Regions from separate parts of the Homo sapiens genome. Here region 1 is linked to region 2. A link is a loop called in an ENCODE intact Hi-C map of the cell type or tissue named here. Cell type or tissue: heart left ventricle. All regions are shown on one strand.

Region 1 (2,500 bases), 61 kb after region 2:
ATAGTGAAGTTTTGCTGGGTAGTAGGATGCCAGGTAGGCCAGTCTTCAGGCACCAGTGGTGGCAGCAATAGGCTGCTGTGCCAAACCTCAACATCAGACAACATACCCATGTAACAAACCTGCACATGTACCCCTTGAATCTAAAATAAAAATTTAAAGTATTTTTTATAAAACAAAATATAGAGTGTTGAGTATTACAATGTGGAAGGAGTAGAATGCTATGAGGGCACACAAAAGATGAACGTTATCCAGGTTTAGCAATAAGGTAAGGCTTTCGAAGTGGAATGACCTATAAACAGAGGTTAAATATAGTGGTATGCTAGTAAAATGGCTTTCCAGAAAAAGGAACTAAAGTCTTTATTTGCAATGTTTGCCAATTTCCATAGCGTAAATGTTCACACAATAGACAATTTTAAGCTACTAATATGAAAACACTGATCATGAAATTTGGAAGACAAGTAAAGAATCAGCTCTCACAAGCTAGTACAAGCTAGCTCCAGTGAACCACTGGAAATGCCTCATGAATTGTGATACACTCTCTTTCTTATCCCTCCACCCTAGCCTTTGTTTAGGTCTGTATGATGCCTCATCCATATTACTGCAATAAACTCGAATTGACCCACCATGGCTGACTCACTCCTGGGTCTTCTCCTAGCTCCCTCCCAGTTACATGCCCATCACACCTCTTCTGTGCAAAAACCTTTGAGTGATGTACCATTGCCTATAAAATCAAAACTTTATAGTCTGTCTGGCCTGCCTATTCAACCTCAACTTACACCACCTCCTTCCATGCCTGCTATACACTAGCCATGCTAAATGGTCATCACTGACCTGTTAGTCCTAGAATACACCATCTACCCACACCTCAAGACTAATAAGATTTGGGACTCAAGGAGGAGCAAGATGGTTGAACAGAAGCCTTCAATGATCATCCTCCCTACAGGAACACCAAATAGAACAACTATCCACACCTTTGTAAGAAAAAAAGCACCTTCATAAGAACCAAAAATCAGGTAAGCAATCAAGGTACCTGGCTTTAATTTCATAAAACAGAAACAGGCACTGAAGAGGGTAGGAAAGGCAGTCTTGAATTGCCACCACTCGATGCCACCACTCCCCCATCCCCTAGCAGTGGCATTGTGGTATTAAGAGAGAATCTGTGCACTTGCAGGAGGGAGAGCACATGACTGTGGGACTTTGCATTGAAACTCAGGGCTGCTCTGTCACCATGGAAAGCAACGCAGGGCAGAATTCAGCCAGCATCCACAGAGGGAGCATTTATGCGAGGCCTAGCCAGAGGAGAAATATCCATCCCAGTGGTCAAAACCTGAGTTCTGGCAAGCAGCAGTTCAGTGCTCCAACTAAAATGCTCTGGGGTACTAAATAAAGTTGAGAAGCAATCCAAGCCACAAAGGACTGCAAGTCTTGGCCAAGTCCTGCTGCAGTGCTGGGCTTGCAGCCAGTGGACTTGAGACATCAGCCAGGGCAGCCAAGGGAGTGCTTGTGTCACCCTTCCCTCAACCCCAGGCAGCACAGCTCACAGCTCTGGGAAAAACTCTTTCCTTCTCCTTCTCAAAGAGAGGAGAAGGAAGAATAAAGAGGACTTTGTCTTGAACCTTGGACACCAGCTCAGCCACAGTAAGATAAGATATTGGGAAGAGTTCCAATACACCCATTCTAAGCCCTAGCTCCGGGATGATATTTCTACACACACCCATGGCCAGAAGGAAAACCACTGCCTTGAAGGAAGGGACGCAGTCCTGGCAGGATTAATCGCCTGCTGACTAAAGAGCCATTGTAGTATTCACCATGGGCCTGGGATAAGACTCAGACATGCTGGCTTCAGGGATAACCCAGCACTTTCATAGCTGTGGTGGCTAAGCAAAGAAACTTCTTCTGCTTGAGAAAATGAAAGGGAAAAGTAAAGGGGCCTTTGCTTTGCAGGTTGGGTACCAGCTCAGTTGCCGTGGGGTAGAGTACCAAGTGGACTCTGGGGGTCCCTGATTCCAGGCCTTGACTCTTAGACAACATTTCTGCATTTGCCCTGGGCCAGAGGGGAACCCACTGTCCTGAAGGGAGAGTCCCAGGCCTGACAGCATTCACCAAAAGCTGACTAAAAAGCACTTGGGCCTTGAGTAAACATTAGCAGTAGCTACACAGTACTTGCAGTGGCCCTGGGGCAGTGGTAACCATAGGAAGAGATGATTCTACTTGTGCAAAGAGGAGAGAAGAGTGAGAAGGACTTTGTCTTGTGGCTTAAGTGCCAGCTCAGATACAGAAGAACAGAGCCATAGATAGATTCCTGAGGTTTCTGATTCCAGGCCCTGGCTCCCAGATGGCATCTGTGGGCCTGTCTGGGGCTAGGGAGAACTTGCAACACTGAATGGAAGGACACGAGCCTGGCTGGCTTTGCCACTTGCTGACTGTAGAACCTTAGGATGTTGAGGAAACATAGGCAGTAGCCAGGCAGTGGTTACAGTAGATCTTAGACAAGATCCAG
Region 2 (2,500 bases):
ATTCTAACCTCATAACCCATGTCCCTCCCACAAAAGCACAAGATATTGTCAAGTCGGGAAGGATTAGGGGCTCCAGGACTCAATTGTAGATTATGTTTGGAAGCTGTAAGACCACTCACCAGAGGAGCTAGCATCCATGCTTCCTGCTGTATAATAATACAATTGTATTTGTGTAGCTCTCAAAAGTTGACAAAATGCATGCACACTCATCATCTCATTTGGCTTTCATCATGCCCATGATGAGACAAACTAAAGTCCCTTTACTCATGAGATTATTATATTCATGTGTTTACTTCACAATTGTTATGTGTTCCAGGCACTGTTCTAGTTAATGGAAATGTAGAGGTGGACCAAACAGAAACACATTCTGGCATGACAGAACTCATATTTGAATGGGGGCAGCAGAATAAAAACAGAGATGATGATAATGTCATGTCATGATGGTACCATGAAAAAATTAAAACAAGAAAAGATGATGGTGATGGGCAAACATACTAGTGTTTTTTTTTTTTTAAATTAGGGGTGAGCTCAGGAAAGATGATTGCATTTAAGCAGGGAAGTAAAGGCAGTGAGAACAGAAGTTTTTTAAGTGTCTGGAAGAAGAATGTCCCAGGCAGAATCAAGAGCAAGACGAGCACTGCAATGTGAGAATAGCGAGATGGGAGTCCAGAGAAGAGAGGTCAGCAAGGAGAATGTTTCATGTCAGGCGCCAAAGTCAATGCTCTGAGCATGATGAGGAACTCTAGGGGAATTTAAAGCAGGGAAGTGACGTGTTTTCATAGGTTCATTGTTTTGTTTATCTCTAAGTCATGTGGTCAGCAAAACCCAGAACCAGGACTAAAATTGAAGCCTTCTGACTCCTGATACAGTGCTCCTCCCATTCAGGTCCATGGTTGGTCATTCTCTAGACCTGAATGTCCTTGGCATGCTGTTTTTCCTGTTCCTGGCATGGTTATTTGTGGTCTGCTAATCAAATCTTGTAACAGCTGTTGCCTGTTCCCAAGCCCAAACATTTGGTTCCTTGGGACTTTCCTTTGCCATTTGTCCAGCCAATCAGCTTTAACATTCTCCTGTTTCTGTGAGCATCGGGTCCTCTTAGAGCTATCCAACAAAACTCTTCACCCACAAGCTAGCTCAACTACAGCTTAAGCTTGACCATGAAACTCAAGTGAGGATTTAGGGAATTTAAAAATAGCCACTCTATCAGCCACTCTAAACATTCTAATCAGAAAGTTCAACTTTACAGACTGCCAAGTATCTTCATAATATGAAGGATTTTTTCACAAATCAAGACCAAGTGAAATTTTCTCCCAGACTACGGGAATAAAGAGATTGTTGAACCTGTGGTTCACTGTACTGACTGTCTTATCCATACCAGTGTGGAGTCAGGCAGAAGTTGCAATGAGATACTGCAATTGCATTTTCCTTCACCATCACTATTTTTTGTTTCTAAAATCTCAGATTTCTCTGCTTCAAATCTAAAGCTGCCTTGTTTTTTCAGCCAAGCCTGCAAAGACAAACTCAGCTTGTTTGGAGAGTTACAATAAGGGCTGTCTTGGCTGCTTTTCAGTGTCAGTACCCGCAATAAGAGTGTTTACCACCTTGTAGAGTAAGGAGCAAAACAGAACTATTCAACTCTCCCAGACCTGCACTAGCATTGCATTACTGACAGAGGTAACCATTTGTCTTTTGTCACTGGAGCAGGTGAGCATGGCACCAGGCACACATGTGCAGAGGAAGTGTGTGGATAGATAGTCACTTGTTTGGCTATATCCACAGCTTAAATTTGGTGTCCTCTGGAAATGTAATATTTCAAAGGCAGGATGATATTTCTGTTCACTTATTAAGGGATGACTAACTTGCTTTTGGCTGCACTACAAATGAATCACGGTAACAATCCCTAACTTGCGACTTCTGGTGTTCTGATGTAATGCATTTCTATTAAAAGAAGAGGAAAGAGAGTGGGTGAGAGTGAGATCATGCAAAGACAGAACATAACACCAAGGGAGCTAGCGTAATTTATGAACTGCTGCAGCCAGATCCATCCACTTCAAGGTGTTTTCTTGCGTCCTGAGTGAGGATACCTTGCCAGTTAGCACCTGCCCATTTACAGTTGCAGAATATAGACCCAGATCAAGACATGTAGTTTGGAGGGATTCAGTGAAGGGAACATTTTATTTAGGGGTGAAAACCAGATATTCCTTGAAAGCATTTTTAAGCAGTTTTGATTGTGTCACTTGGAAGGTAATATTTGGGGACGGATGATATAGGTTAAGAAGTCAAATCATAATCTTCCTTTTTACATTTTTTTAATGTATGCAGCTTATTTGGGAGTAGAAGAAGTGGGAAGGGGGTGGAAACGTGAGACAAGGAAGGGAAGACAGCCTATAAAGGGGGTGTCATCAGGCTAACTCCCACTGGAGGTGACTGGAGCTCCATCCTGCTGCGACATGGGGAACCCATACGAACTCCGAGTCTTCCCTCACAGATGAGATTGCTT

The links. Peaks named below come from ENCODE experiments on the same cell type or tissue, not always from the same donor. Only the 100,000 strongest peaks of a DNase experiment are listed, where the experiment ranks them.
Region 1: a loop joins it to region 2, with 9 times the contacts of the local background. A loop is called at or near these places in 2 of 110 quality-filtered maps.

The regions. Positions count from the first base shown.
Region 1 is chrX:23,433,067-23,435,566 of GRCh38, forward strand. No RefSeq gene overlaps it. Among named protein-coding and RNA genes, the nearest start is that of PTCHD1, 99 kb to the left of the region's middle. In heart left ventricle, no CTCF peak of the experiment used is centred here; a DNase peak (open chromatin) is centred at 1,465; H3K27ac peaks cover 895 bases.
Region 2 is chrX:23,371,682-23,374,181 of GRCh38, forward strand. All of the region lies in intron 1 of PTCHD1 (patched domain containing 1), which reads left to right. Among named protein-coding and RNA genes, the nearest start is that of PTCHD1, 38 kb to the left of the region's middle. In heart left ventricle, no CTCF peak of the experiment used is centred here; no DNase peak of the experiment used is centred here; H3K27ac peaks cover 681 bases.